Linked DNA regions of Homo sapiens: region 2 is linked to region 1. Evidence: chromatin loops called from intact Hi-C (ENCODE). Cell type or tissue: ascending aorta. All regions are shown on one strand.

Region 1 (8,000 bases):
AGAGTTAGAAGCTGGGCCTGAGGATGGGACTGAATTGCTGTACTCTCATGATAAAACTTGAATGGATCAGGAGTTATTTCTTAAGGATGAGCAAAGAAAATGATTTTTTCAGATGAAATGTACTCCCAGTGAAGATGTTGTGAAATGCTTCACTCCTGGGGAAGATGTTGAGATGACAACAAATAATTTAGACTATTACATAAGCTAAGTTGAAAAAACAGCAGCAGCATTTCAGAGAATGGACATCAATTTTGAAACAAGTTATTGTGTGAGTAAACTGCTATCAAAAACCATGATATGCTACAGAGAAACGTTTTATAAAAGAGTCCATAGATGCAGCAAACTTCATTGTGGTCTTACTCTAAGAACCTGCTACAGACACTCCAACCATCAGCAACCACCACCCTGATCAGTCAGCAGCCACCAGCATTGAGGCAAGACTCTCCACCAGCGAAAAGATGACGGCTCATTGAAGGCTCAAATGACGGTTAGTAGTTTTGAGCAATGAAATGTTTTAGAATTAAGATATGCACATTGTTCTCTTAGACATAATGCTATTGCACCCTTAATAGACAATAGTGGAGTGTAAACATCCCTTTTATATGCACTGGGAAAGCACAAATCCATGCAACTCACTTTATTGCAGAGGTGTGGAACCGAGCCTGCGGTATCTCCAAGGTGTGCCTGTATTAGTTCCCTGGGCCCGCTATGATGAAGTATCACAAACAACACACATGTATTGTCCCATGGTTCTGGAGTCCAGCAGTTTTAAATGCAGTGTGTGGCAGGGCTGCACGTCCTCGGAATGTTCTGGCAGAGGCCCCTTCCCTGTCTCCCACAGTTCTGGTGTTTCTGGCAGCCCTTGGTGACCTTGGCTAGTGGTTGCATCACTGTGGTCTCTGCCTCTTTCATCAAGCGGAGCTCGCCCTGTGTCTCCGTCTTCATATTCTTTATTCTTATTAGAACACTAGCCATTAGATTTGGAGCCTGTCCTACATCAGTTCGACGACATCTACACTTGATTTCATCCACAAGCACTGTGGTATTTCCAGTAAGCTCATTCACAGGTTTGGGGTGGATGTGAACTTGGGGGGACATGATTCCACCTGCTGCGTGTCTGTCCCTCATCCTCCCGCGCACACATGTGATGATGCTTCCCTCAGCATCGCTGGCTTTCCTGACGAAGCCTCTGACTGCTTTTTGTTTCATCCTCACATCTCCCTTCCTCCTCACCCCCAGGGGGCCCAGGGAAGATGCTGACCAGGGGCTGTCCCCTCTACTCCCCCTCTGGTCCCCTGCACAGTGGGCCCATGAAGTCCCGCCTCACCCTGCCAGGAAACTCTCTGTGACTTCCATCGTCTATGAAGCCCATTCCATGCACCTGGCCTGGGTGCCGCACCAGGAGCCTGCTGTTCTTTGCACCATGAACACCTACCCACTCTCTCTGCCTGAAATACTTTCTCAACTGGGGACACCCCATTCACGGGCCATGTTCCAATCGGCTTACCTTCTGTCTCCTCTAAACAGACTTCCCTGATTCTGGGCTGCCAGATTTTACAGAAGGAGGCCCATCTTCTCTGTACCTGCCCATCGGCACGTGGAGTCATGAATACATACCTTCCTGCTCCCCAGTGAGTGTCACGGTCTTCACCGCATGCTCCTGAAGTGCTGAGCAGCTGAGCTGCCTGTCTTCAGCTTTAATCAGGAAACACGCATTCTGTGGACTGAGGAACAGGAGAGGCCGTGGCACGCAGAGTAGGGGATGCCGCCCTCCATGTTCTGGCCCCAGGAAAAACTAACCTGGAGGCAGAAAAACTCAAACTGATGAATGGATAATTATCCACTGAAAATTCTTTAAGGGGAACTGGTTTATACTTTTTTTGAATTTGAGATAACATCAATCTATTTAAACTACTTTTTAATTCAAATGATGACTTTGTCCCTAATAGCTTAAAAAGCAAAATAACGTACCTTAAACATGACACATACACTCTTGGAGGCTTTTGTCTGTGCATGTGTCGGAAACTGATGTTTGCCAAGTGATAAATAAACAGGTGCCATTAGGAAAAACAGAGGTTTTCACAAATGAAAGCTCCTTCCCTCTCCCACACCCGCTCGCATATCCTCCCTGAAGACAGAGGCCAGAAAGTGAGGCTTGCTCTTCATGGTGCCTGCCGACCTCTGCAGCGCTGGACCCCTGTGGGGGAATGCCAGGAGGCTTAAGAGACACTCCCCTGCCACAGACACAGTAAGGGTTGTGTCCACAGAAATTCGCTTTAATGTTCTCTAACTAGGACTTGACGGATCCATGGCCAGGCTGACAACTCCACACAAACGTGAAGGAACCTGACAGGCAGGTGCCGACATGAAGCAGGTGCAGGTGGCTCCGGGCAAAGCAGCAGCTCCCCAGTCACCATCCACCCCACCTGGGGAAGTAGCACCTCCCCCATCCAAGGTCCACCCCAACCCAGGAGAAGCAGCAGCTCCCCTGTCTGCCATTAACCCTGACCTGGGAGAAACAACACATCCCCAGCCACCTTGCACACTGACCTGGGAGAAACAGCCTCTCCACCATCCACCTTTCACACTGGCCTGGGAGAAGTGGCACCTCCCCCATCCACTGTCCAGCCCAACTTGGGAGAAGCAGCCCCTCCCCCATGTACCATCAACCCCCACCTTAGAGCAGCAGCTTCCCCTTTCCACTGTATACCCTGACCTGGGAGAAGCAGCCCCTCCGCATCCATCGTCCACCCTGACCTCTGAGAAGCGGTGCCCCCCACCCCCATGCAGAGTGCACCCTGATTGCGGGTGATGCCTGAGGTGTGGGAGGGGCGGGGGTTAGCTGCTGCCACTGCTTCTCGTTCTCTCGAGTCCTTGCTCTGTGCCTGCACGTCAGGTTGTTCCTGTGATGGGGCCACGTGCAAGTGTGCACCAAGGGGACTTGGCCGGGTACTGTACGTCCACTGGGACACACCCTTCTACGGGTATTGCACGTCCACTGGGAGACGTCCTTCTAGGGGATCCTCACTGAGCAAATGAAGCAGAATTTGGGTAAAAATGAATTTTCCCAAAGCTGCAGTACAGCTTTTCAGTCCTCTAACTGCCTGAGATAAATGTTGGCAACTTCCTTTTATATTAAATTTCATTTTTGTCACATAATACACTTGATTATTGACCATAATAACTTTATTAATATACAGACTGATTATTGATACTCACCGATGTATTTCATGTGTTATTGAGAGTCACTCATTTGGTTTAGAAAGACCAATATCACATTGAGTAATTCGAAACATATTTAAGGCATAGAACTTGCATTTTTTTCTCTTAAGCAAAATGAGGAGTTCTAGCCAATCTTGCTAGTGTTATTTATAGCATCTTATTTCCTGAGAGAAGACAGGAAAAGTGAGTCCCTGCCTTCCCTCTCTCCGTCTGGCTCCTCCCAGGCCTGTCTGGCAGGGGCCGGGGTGCAGGAGGAGGAGACGGCATCCAGTACAGAGGGGCTGGACTTGGACCCCTGCAGCAGGTACTCGGAGCAAATGGTGAGATCAGAAGGGGGATGATGTCATTCCTTCGAAGGAATGAATTAAACGTGCTTCCTCGTGTGTCTGATTGACAGCCCTGCACAGGAGAAGCGGCATATAAAGCCGCGCTGCCCGGGAGCCGCTCGGCCACGTCCACCGGAGCATCCTGCACTGCAGGGCCGGTCTCTCGCTCCAGCAGAGCCTGCGCCTTTCTGACTCGGTCCGGAACACTGAAACCAGTCATCACTGCATCTTTTTGGCAAACCAGGTACGATTATTTCTTAAACTCAATCAATTATTTAATGGTGCTCTAATTTTAAGAAATTAGAGTTCTCGAACTCTAAGAAGCGGAGAAGAAAAAGGAGCAATTTCGATTCTTAACTTAAGGTGGGTGGTGTATCTATTAACACTAAATGGCAAGTGTTTCTTCACGTGGTGTTTCTACTGCCCGCTTGAAGAGCAAGGCACGTGGCCGCTCCTCAGCTTTTCCTCCGTGGCTGTGCTTTCACCAGCCGGGCACCCCTTCCTCTCTGAGGGTTGTGGCTGCTGCTATTTCAATGTATATACCTGCCTGGGAACCCGGGTAAACGCTTTATGTTTTCAGTTTCCGAAGAAGAAGATTCCACATGAGAGTTTGTTATTGAGGAGAGAATTAGAAACAACTCCCGGAATATCTGAAAAGTAACTGGAGATTAGAGAGAGACTCTGATTGTTAACATCATTATTAGTAGATTAGAGAGAGACTCTGATCGTTAACATTATTAGTAGATTAAAGAGAGACTCTGATTGTTAACATTATTAGTAGATTAAAGAGAGACTCTGATTGTTAACATTATTAGCAGCTGAAAAGTGGTTTTGAACATAACTAGAGAGTATTTGTGGTAAGTCTATGGAAAATCCTGTGACTGCCGGGACACACAGCGACTTTTAACAGTCTTGGGGCAGTTTGCATATGAAAAGCGAGCTGGCAGGTTGCCTGGCTACCACTTAAGGAAGGTGGGTTTGGCTGCCCAGGACTGGGAGCTGAGCACCCAGGAGTCTGGTGTTTAATCAGACTGCTGTTGGTGGTGGACGGCCGGTAAACAATTAGCTCTCTGCAAAGCTATCTTTTACTTTGATTGTTCATACGAAAAGAGTTTTAAAAGACCTTTGCAAATTCAAACTACATTCTGCTGCAGACAGGCACCGAAATCTTTCTTTTGGAAAAACACAAGCATAAACGTGGATGTGTGGCGTGCAGAGGCTGGGGCAGGGGTGAGCGGCACTGGCTCATCCGTGGCTCCATCCATGCATGCCCGGTGTCCCTGGATGGGCTGAGGCCAGGTAGCCTGGCTGCTCATCCTTCCTGTGGGATGGAGCCTCACTGTCCTTTGACAATCCGCAGCAGGGGATGCTTTGTTAGCCTCCTGCTCTTGTAAGAATCTACCTCAAGGCAGAGACAGTAGGATCTGGTTTCGTCAAAGGAGTTTGATTTAGTTTTTCTAACCTGTCCTTATGAAGCTGGGCATCCAGAACTTTCGCATTTACCATCCTGTTCTTGGCTGGCCTCTGCAGGGCCAGCCCCACACAGCTGTCCTTAGGGGACTGCGACGTACCCGGCAGTGTGGGCTGATGAGGTGGGGAGGTGGGAAGAGCCTGCCAAGGCTGTACCTGAGCTGTGTATTCTAACACCGTTCTGTGGTGCTTACTGCATGCAGGTACTGTTCTAAGCTCATGGCCAAGTGTTCGCTCCTGTCATTAAACCCTCTTAAGAGCTCCATAGAAAGGCCCTATCAGCACCACCATTATTACTGCAGCTGCCTCGGGCAGTTAGAGTAGAAAGCGCCCCAGACCCAGAGGCACATTCTGCTCCGGTAACCCATGCCTGTGGCTCGCTGGGCTAAGTCAGCCCCTGGTGAAGTTTCATTTGCCGAATTCATCTCTCATGACAACCCGATGAGGTGGGCATTTTACATGACGCTACGTTTCATTCTACGGATGAGGAAACTGAGACAGAGAAGTTAAGTAAGTTTCCCTAGGTTGCACAGCTGGTGCTCAGCATTGCTCAGCCTGGTGCTGACTCCGGCCGCAGGCCGTGCTGCTTCCGGAGCCAGGACAGATGAAACAATCACCAAGGACCCCTGGGGCGGCACTGGGGGGAGCAGATGGTTTGGGGGGGGGGTCCCAGCAGCAGATGGGTGGGGGGTCTGCAGGTGCTGCCAAGCATTTCTCTTCTTCTGAGGAATGTTTCTCTATTCCTGGAAGGTGAGGATTTCCAGGTTACCAAATGTTGTTTCTGGAGAGGGAGAGTCCTTGGATTAACAATGAGAAGTTAACGGCCTTTGATATTCTAAATATGGGAAGAATTGGGGTCTCAGTCTTCCCTTCAACCTAGAGCAGGGTGTGACCAATTGCTGGAAGGGACCTGGGGAGCCCTGGGACCCTCAGGCTCATGCTCGCCCGGAAGAGGAGAAGCTGAGATCCACAGGGTTAATCGCCCAGCCGGGCTTTGGACCACATCTCCTGACTTCGGGGCCAGCCTCCACTGAGCTGTGCCAACTTAAAATCCCCAAGAATGGAAAAACAGGCCTGCAGGAAAATAAAGAGGCAGGGTCAAAATGATGGCTAAGTCAAGTGTTCTGTTGTTTTGTAAGTATAATTCACCAAATTAAGTTTATTTGTAACTTTTTTTTACAGTTGATATTCATTCTATTTAATTAGGTTATGCATAACTGTTTTTTGCTGGATATTTACACAAAATGCGTTCACAGATTATTTTTGTCAGGCTGGATATTTTTCTAAATTCAAACTTTCTACATCTAAGTCCTGTCTACGAGTCGTATGAACAGAATTACTCCAGGCAAGCGCTGAACTTGCCCATCTTCCATTTGCTCATCTGTAAAATGAGGACAATTAGAGCAGCACATACCTCCCAGGCTATTATGAAGATGAAATAATAGGAATATTTAGAACGTGATGTGCAGTGCTTGCCGGCAAATGCTAGCTCAACAAATCTTATAGTTAGAAGAATCCTGCTTGAAGAGTAAATTTCCTCCTTCGCTCTCAGTTTGCCACAAATCCAGTTGGTGCTGAGTTTTATATGCAAACTGTTATTCAATGGTCATGTGAGTCACTGGGCCAGTCTCGCTCACAGGCAGGGTTGCAGCTGTGGACTCATCACTAACAAGGGTTTCCTGTATTCCCAGGAGCTCAGCTGCAGGAGGCAGGATGGTCTGGAGGCTGGTCCTGCTGGCTCTGTGGGTGTGGCCCAGCACGCAAGGTGAGTGTCCTCAGAGCCTGTGGTCTCTCTCTGGCTTGTGAGATATGGCTTAGCTGCAAGGGGAGAGATGACAAAATAAAGTGTGTGGTTGGACAATCTTACCCGTGAGGACCTTCTAGCTCCTTTATAAATCAAATAGTAACTTACTTCTGAGCCAATATGACATGAGATAATTTATCTTTGGAAAATTCAGGTGTTAGAGAAAAATGCAATTCCACCTAGAGTTGCACAGTTTATCCTTTTTTCTATAGAGGATGTTCACAACACTGCAAGTATTTGGTGTTTGTTGAATTCTTTTTGCTCCACTTTCTTCCTCCTTTAAATATTTTCCCATGTGTTTACTTTTCTACAGTATGATTTTTAATGACCACATAATATTTCATCACAGATAAAGCCTGATCTTTTTCAATCAATTCCCACTTAGATTGGTTTATTTTCATTAGCATAAATGATGACACAAAAAATATTGACGTGGATAAATCTTAAGTAGCATTTGTGATTATATCCTTTGGATAGGTTACAAAATTAGAATTGCTGAATCAAAGCTTTTAATTCTTGCCAAGTAACTCTATGGAAAGTGGTCCATTGCCCACTTCTGTCAGCAACCCTGTGTATTATCCTGTTCTAATTTGCTAAATATTAGATGAAAAGGAAGGCTTTGGCTAAACTTTCTGTTCAGTGTATTACTTTTTTTTTTTTTTCTGGGACGGAGTCCTGCTCTGTCACCCAGGCTGGAGTGCAGTGGCGTGATCTGGGCTCACTGCAAGCTCTGCCTCCCGGGTTCACGCCATTCTCCTGCCTCAGCCTCCCGAGTAGCTGGGACTACAAGCGCCCACAACCATGCCTGGCTAATTTTTTGTATTTTTAGTAGAGACGGGGTTTCACCACGTTAGCCATGATGGTCTCCGTCTCCTGACCTCATGATCCACCCACCTCGGCCTCCCAAAGTGCTGGGATTACAGGTGTGAGCCACCGCGCCTGGCTTTGAATTATTTAAACTATTATGATTTTCGTGAGATCTGATCACTTTTCTTGCCAATAGCTTAGGTGGTGACTTAAAACCATTTGTTTCTGTACTTGATACTGACCACTCTTTCAGATCCTTACCCACAGGGTGCATTAAGAGTTGGAGAATACATTTTTACAAAATAACAACCTGCTGACATAACTGGTTTTAGGCAGTTGATCTCAACAAGAAAGCAACATACGATTTAGCC
Region 2 (8,000 bases), 300 kb after region 1:
AGGCATGAGGGGAGAAGACCTCTTCTCTACCTTGTCCCAGGTCTTCCAGGATTGGTGTCTCCTTTGAGAAGCAGGACTGCTTTTATAAGTAAGAAAAATATTGGTTCTTCATTTTCAAAATAACGTCTCAGCTACGTGTCCAAGTGTGTCACATTGCAACAACTGCCCAGCTGTGGGGCTGGTCTTGGGGAGCAGAGGGGACTGAGGGGCCTGCCTCATTACGAGCTGCACAGGAGGGCTGAGCTTGCATTAGCAGCTTCTCCCTCCAGTGCAGGAGAACGCATTAAGATTTACGGTTCATCTGAAAGTAGCTTAGAAAGAAACCATATGCTCTTATCATCTCTTGCAGAAGTTGCAGACAAGTTATTTAAAAATCTCGTTTTCTTAAACTGTCTTTATTGCAAAGAAAAGAGCCTCTGGGATCCACTTCAAGTAGTCATTGTGGAGGGTACAGCAAGCCAGCCCTGGGCTAAGCATTTACCCCACTAATTCACCACCACAGCAAGGTGGAGATCCTTGAGTTTTTGCCTGTGTTTCACAAATGAGGAATCCGAGGAGCAGAGACCTGAAGTGACCTGTCCAGGACACAAGAGTGAACCCGGGGACAAAGCCAACCCGCTCTGCTGGGGCTAGTGCCTTTCCACACTCCTCTGTTTCTATATTTAAACCGAGTGAAAGGAGACATGGAAAATACATTAGCCCATTTGGAGGTGAATTTGATACACTCTCATTTGTCATAGAGGGTAGAAAAAGATGGAAAAGAGAAACGGGCTGGTGGGGAGGAGGGAAGAGCAGAGACCAGGGCCTCAGCCCAACCTCCATCCGCTTCCCACTTTCTCTCCCTGTCCCTTTCCTGGAGGCCTTGCTTGCTCCTCACAAAGCTGTCATTCTTATGCCTTGCATGAATTTGGGTATTTTAACTTGTCTATTAAAAATATAAATCTGGCCCCATATATATGCTTAATTAATATTATCATGTATCCCCTTCAAAATACTCTGTGGCCAAAGTTTGTGCCCTTTTATGCAGGATCGGGAATGGATTCCCTAATAAATGTCTTGCATTTTTCCCATCACAAAATGTAGTTAAATTAGCGTCTCTTCATCCTAATTTTATTTCTCCATTTGGACAAAGCATCTTCACTTCCAACAGCTGAGCTTTTCAAAGATATTTATTTCTGTGTAGAATTAAAAAAAATTGAATATTACCATTTCTGAAAATAAGTAACTCAAAACTTTCCTTTAAAATTATTGCAAAAGTTTCATAAATTCAGTTAGATATATGCTTAGGGAAAATACAGAGTTTGAAGGAATTTTTAAAAGACCACATATTCTATAATTCTGTTTATATGAAAGTTTTAGAACAGGCAAACCCATGGAGACATCGAGTAGATTGGTGGTGGCCAGGGACTGGTGGAGGGAGGTGGCAGGCAAGAGAATGGCTGCTGACGGGTATGGGGTTCCTTTCAGAGTAAAAATGTTCTAAAATTACCTTGTGGTTGTGGTTGCACAGCACTGAGACTATACTAACTGGCATGTACGGTTTATTAATTATATTTCAACAAAGCTATTAAAATATTCAGTTTCCAAAAATATATCAGTGCATGTAATTGCAATATGTTTAGATCTACCGGAATTTAATGAAATCTAGTAAGTAATGTCTAGTTAATACACTTCCATGGGGATTTGCATTTTATATGTGTTTAAGTTACTCTTCTGAATTTTTTTTTTTCCAGTTCTTATCAATGCTTCACAAGGTTGGAATTCCAGCTGTTAAACTTACTATAGGCCAGGTGCAGTGGCTCACGCCTGTAATACCAGCACTTTGGGAGGCCAAGGCGGTCAGATCACTTGAGGCCAGGAGTTTGAGACAAGCTTGAGCAACATGGCAAAACCCTATCTACACTAAAAATACGAAAAAATAATTAGCTAGGTGTGCTGGCATGTGCTTGTAGTCCCAGCTACTTGGGAGGCTGAGGCAGGAGAACCACTTGAACCCAGGAAGTAGAGGCTGTAGTGAGCTGAGATCACGCCAGTGCACTCCAGCCTGGGCAACAGGAATGAAACCCTGTTTGAAGAAAACAAAACAAACAAAATCCAAAAAACTTACTATGTAGCCTTGGGCAAAGTGACTTTTCAAAGCCTTGTATTCTTTATTCTCAAATAATACAACCAGCACCTCCCCCATTACACACATACACCGGTGTACACACACACACAGACACACACAACCAGCACATAATTCTTTTTTGCAAAGACTTCTTAGAAAGATAAAAAAGAGATAAGTACTAGTTTTTCATACATATGTATGCTATGAGAACCAGTCAATAAAATAAAACAACAAATAATATACATTGTAGCTTCTTAAGAATCTTCAGCTTTTAAAGTCCCAAGTCTTTCCAGGGCTCCCAGAGCCCCAGTGACTCCTCACCAACAGAGATGGGATCCCGGAAGAGCCGGGATCATGATTGGAGGGAGAAAGATACGGAGACCCCAGTCTGTGCCAGAAGAATTTCCTGAATTAACGTTTTTATCAGGATGAAGTGTGGATTATCAAGTTTGTTAGAATAAATGGTAGGTTTCGGTGATTCTTTTAAGATGAAAATTGATTAGGATTGGGTAAAGCCTGTGGTGTGATCTTGTAAGGTTTGTGGACAGAAGACAAGAGTTTCGAAGTGAGCCTTCACAAGAACATTGCTACTTGGTAAATGAACTTTTTGCTCAGATTAGCAACATGTTGTCCTGATAGAGAGAAGTTTGCACAGATAAACAAACTGTCTTGATAAACTGAGTTATAGGAATGCCTTGAAACAAATATTAGAGTTTCATGCAAAATGTCACTTCATGTTTGAGTAAAATTACACAGAAAACCAACGTATATGTCACAAGACACTGATACCAAGAGTCTGGCTATCGCACAGAGACAGTGAGACCAAGCCTAGGAGTGATTCTGATTGTCAGAATGAGCCCCATTGTGAGAATATCAAACCAGAAATTAGACTCATGACAAGAAGCCACTAGGGATGAGCTAGTGGCTCATAATAGTAGGGGGAGGAACATTATAGACACCATTGCTGAGAGGCAGCAGGTGCCTGTTAACAGAAAAGAACCATACGTAGGCAACATGCCAAGAAAATGCCCAGGAAAACAGGGAAGGAAAGCCCCCAGATTCGAGGATGACACTCTAGAGCCAGTCATCTGGCACACTTGCAGTGGGTATTGGCGGAAACTTCACTTCTCACAATTTTCTCTTTCTTTTGAAATAAGTTGTCTTCATCTGCGTAATTTGGGTTCTCCAGAACATCATCTGCTCTGGTACATTCCTGACTATCTTTGCTGTAAATGTTTCTGACGGGACAGGGGACCAGGTGTTGTACCTGGGTGACATAACTCTCAGGTTAATTGTGGACTAGTGGCCAAAAGCAAAGTATGGTCTTCCTTCCATGTGAATCTAGGGCATGTTTTTTCTTTTCATCTTTTCTTATAAGACAACATTTCCAGGTCTTAGGTCTAGTGGAAGCTGCTTCGGAGCCATGGAGAAAAGGCAGCCTGCGCTGATTGACCATGAGCCTAAGTACACTGCATGAACCTTTGGAAGTACCTCTTCTATGTCTGCCTGAAGTAAGATAAAGTTGAAATTTTGGGGTAAATACTTTGCATAATGGCGAACCTGTGATAGTTTCACATGGTGAGAGTTTATAGGGCTCTCAGGGAGTGTGGACTCATGAGACTAGTGTGACATCTTTACCAGGGAAGCTACGCCAGATGCTTTGGATGGCTTTAGCTCTGTGGTGCCACTGGATGCCTCAAGGTTCTGAGCAGGCAGAAGGCTTCTTTCAGAGCTCTTCAGTGACAACTCCAGCAAAACTAGAACAATGAATTCATTCTTTACATTGGGAGCCAGCATAATTATGCTTATTTATATGTTTGCTTTCTCTACCATACAGTCCATAAATCTCCAACCAGTAAAACTCCAAGTAAATTCTGAGAAAAATTAAACAATGACCAGGACACAGTCAAAACTCATTATACAGTGTAGTCATATGAAATTCAAAAAGGGGCCCAGGTTCTGTGTGTAGAGGCTCGGGCTCCTGTGCTTTTTCCATTTTTCAGTTTTATCGGTGTCATGCTGTTGACCTGTAGACGTGCTCCAGGGTTGTGTTCAGCAAGTGTGGCAGTGTCCTCACTGGTATTGATTGAGTGCAGTGGCTGAGCCTTCTTTGCTGTCTGGGTAAATTATGTAAAATCATGTGCAAGCTTCTATTGGAGGTCCTCTGGCACCACCAAGTGGCTGGCCTGACAGCTCCCAGCCTGCCCGGCTGAGTTCCCCACCAGATTCACACTTCTCTTCTCTGATTCTGGAGCAACATTTCTGAGTTGTGTCATCATTTGTAATCAGTTAGATTCATTTGTCACAGTCATCCTTCTAGTTTGAGATTTCCTCAAATCCTAGTTGAGTTTTTATTTACTTTGCATACGATAAATTTGACTTTTTAGCTTTTCCATGTCTTTCCACAACACAGAAATGCAGTCAAAAATCTTCCACCCACTACCACACAGAACAGTTCCATCACTCATCAACCCATCCCCAAACCCTTAGAAGCCCTGCCCCCTTTTCCGTTCCTACATTTTTGCCTCCTCCAGGATGTTATATAAGTGGAACATGTAATATGCAGCCTTTGGGTGCTGCCTTTTTCACTTACCAAAATGCAGTTAAGATTCATCTACATCCTGTGAGTCGGTTACTCACTCCTTTCACTGTTGAGTAGCCTTACGTCGTGTGAACACACCACAGTCTGTTTCTCCACTCGTGTTGAAGGACAACTTGGTTGTTTCCAGTTTGAGGTGTTATGAATAAAACTGTTATAGACATCTGCAAATTGTTTTTTGTGTGAACACAGTTTTCCATTCACTTAGATAAACATCTAGGACAGGACTTTGTGGGCCATGAGATGATTGTATGTTTATCTTTATAAGAAATGGGCAATCTGTGATCCAGGGGGTGTGGACGTCCAAGTAGAATACTACTTTTGTATTCCCACCAGCAATGGGAATTCTTGTGGTTTCACATGCCTATCGACATTTGGTGTTGTCAATTTTATTTTAAGCTTTAACTTTAGTAGTACTTGAGGGTAATAGGGAGAGAGAGAAAAAATTCTGGATATAAGTACTTTATCAAATATGAAATTTGCAAGTAATAGCTCCAAGTCTGTGGCTTGCTTTTTTACCATATTTACAGGTCGTTTGCAAAGCAAACACTTTAAATTTTGTTAAAGTCAAATTTTAAAAATTCTTCTTTCATTGAGCATGCTTTTGGTACTGTATCTTAAAACTCACCACCAAAACCAAAGCCATGCAGCTTTTCTGTTATGTTTTTTTTCTAGAAGTTGTATGGTTTTGCATTTTACATTCAAATCTATAATCCACTATGAATTAATGTTTGTATATGGAAAAGGTATATATTGGTCCTATTTGGGACATTTGCATATCAAATGTTCCAACACAATTAACTGAAAGGATTCTCTTTCTTTCCTAACATGACTTGTACCTATGCCAAAAGTCACTTGTCAATATATGTCTGAGTCAATTTCTCTATTCTTACTTTTGTTCCATTGATTGCCTATCCCAGTGCCAATGCCACATTTTATTGTTTACTGTCACGTTATAGTGTCTTAAAATCAAGTTATGTGAGTACTTTACTTTTGTTGTTTTGTTCATTTTCCAGAATTTTGTTTTGTTTTTCTTGCAGAATTTTTGTGATTATTATAGTTTCTTTGCCTTTCTACATGAATTTTGATTCAGCTTGTTGTTATTTACAAAGTAGACTTGCTGGAATTTTATTGAGATTGCATTGCTCAAATCAGGGAAAATGGGAGAATGGACATCTTTGAAATATTAAGCCTCAAATCCATGAAACTGCATATTTCTTCATTTACTTAGATATTTCTTCCTTCTTTCATCAGTGTTTTGTAGTTTTCAGCATACAGACGCTGCACCTATTTTGTTATATTTATACCTAATGCTTCATTTATTTTAGTACGATTTAGTGCCTTTTAAATAGTATTGTGTATATTTGAGGTTTACAACATGATGCTATGAAATATAGATGGTAAAATGGTTACAGTGGTGAAACAGATTAACATATCTATTATCTCACATATTTTTTGTGACAAAGGCAGCTAAAATCTACTTATTTAACAAAAATCCTTAACATGGTATAATTTTATGAAGTTTGGCCCTCACGTTGTGCATCCAGTCTCCGGAACTGTTGTCCCACCTACCTTCTATGATATTTTGATCCCTTTGACCTACATCCCCCCATGTCCTCTTGCAACCCCCACCCATGGAAACACTGTTACACACTCTGTCTCTGTGTGTTTGAGGGTTTTTAAAAAAATATCTCACATATAAGTGAGATCATTCAATTGTTTTCTTTCTGTGTCTGGGTTATTTCACATAGAATCATGTCCTCCAGGCCCAGCCATGTTGTGCAAATGACATTTTTTTTAAAATTCAAATTCCAAATGTTCATTATTACAGGTAGAAACATTTTTAATTTTCATGTAAGTTGTTTCCTTTTGGGCATAGAGATGTTTGTAATATTACTGATTTTAGGTGTTTCCTGATTTCTATTACAAGCACTTAGTACTCTACATTTCCCTCAAAGCACTGCTTAGCTGCATCCTGATAATTTTGATATATTGTATTTTAATTTTTGATTCAAAATATTTTTAGTTTAGTGTAAGACTTCAGTTTTGACCCATCATTCATTTAGAAGTGTGTTGTTTATTTGCCATATATTCAGAGATTTTCCAGATATATTTTTGTTTATTTTCAGTTAATTTCATTATGGTTTCAGAACATACTTTGCTTGTTTTCTACTCTTTTTTCATGTTTAAGGTTTAGTCTATGGCACAGACTATCAGCTATCTTGGGAAATATTTCAATTTAAAGATATACTTTGCTGCTGTCTGGAGGAATTTTCTATAAATGCCAATAATAATTAGTTAATAGCATTTATGGAATAAAAATAGGACATAAGATTAGTGATCTTCTGTTTGGCAAAGTTTTCTTAAAGAGGACACAAGAAATTATACATTATAAATTTAAAAAAATGAAAATTATAATCTTTTATTCTTCAAAAGACATCATTAAAATTATTTAATAGACTGAAAGGAAGTATTTGCAAAATAAATATCTGAAAAAGAGCTTTTGTTCTGAATATATAAATAATTTATAACACAATGGTAAGAAAACAAACAACTCAGTACATTTGTGGACTGAGTTGGACAAATATTTTAATGGATATTTCAACAACAACAACAACAAGAAGAAAAGATGCACAAATGGCAAATCAGCAACGGAAAAGATGCTCAACAGTACTAGTCTTTAGGGAAAAGGAGGTTAAAACCATAAGAGCAATACCATTGCACTCGTGTGAGAATATCTAATATTTAAAAGTATGACCATAGCAAACGCTGGTGAGGATGCAGAGCAATTTCAACTCTTATACACTTCGGCTGAGAATGTAAACCGTTTTGGAAAACAGTGTGGTCAATTTATAAAACATTAAACATTCACCTACCATATGACTCAGATATTCTACTCCTAGAATTAATACATTTGAGACCCAAATTTTTGGATACAAATGCTCATATCATTTTTTATTTTTAATATAAAAATAATATATTAAATAATATATTAAATATATATATTAAATAATATAGAAAATAATATAAATGTCTATTAGCAGGTAAATGGGTAGATAAATTGTGCTGTGCTCATGCAACGGGCAACGACTCAGCCATAAAAAGGAACAAACTACTGGGGGACGCAATGAGTGGACGATGCACCCAAAATTGTCAGGTGAAATTAAAGCAGCCAGGTTAAAAGTAAGAAAGAGCATGCACTGCAAGACTCCATTTACATGAAATTCTGGAAAATGAAAACCATTTTACAGTGGCAGAAATCAAACTGACAGTTGCCTCAGGACAGGAACAGAG

Evidence for each region. Hi-C counts contacts between places; a loop is a spot of excess contacts. Peaks named below come from ENCODE experiments on the same cell type or tissue, not always from the same donor. Only the 100,000 strongest peaks of a DNase experiment are listed, where the experiment ranks them.
Region 2: a loop joins it to region 1, with 4 times the contacts of the local background. A loop is called at or near these places in 4 of 110 quality-filtered maps.

The regions. Positions count from the first base shown.
Region 1 is chr6:169,249,516-169,257,515 of GRCh38, reverse strand. It overlaps THBS2 (thrombospondin 2), which reads left to right and starts at 3,670. Exons shown (of 22, transcript NM_003247.5): 1 at 3,670-3,792; 2 at 6,710-6,783. The coding sequence starts at 6,732. RefSeq lists enhancers at 4,084-4,595, 4,596-5,108, 5,621-6,134. In ascending aorta, no CTCF peak of the experiment used is centred here; DNase peaks (open chromatin) are centred at 3,565, 6,015 and 6,665; H3K4me3 peaks cover 5,259 bases; H3K27ac peaks cover 5,924 bases.
Region 2 is chr6:168,953,358-168,961,357 of GRCh38, reverse strand. It overlaps LOC105378146 (a long non-coding RNA gene), which reads left to right. Exons shown (of 4, transcript NR_136250.1): 2 at 3,499-3,618. Among named protein-coding and RNA genes, the nearest start is that of LINC01615, 210 kb to the left of the region's middle. In ascending aorta, a CTCF peak has its summit at 4,296 (motif pointing left); a DNase peak (open chromatin) is centred at 4,277; H3K27ac peaks cover 658 bases.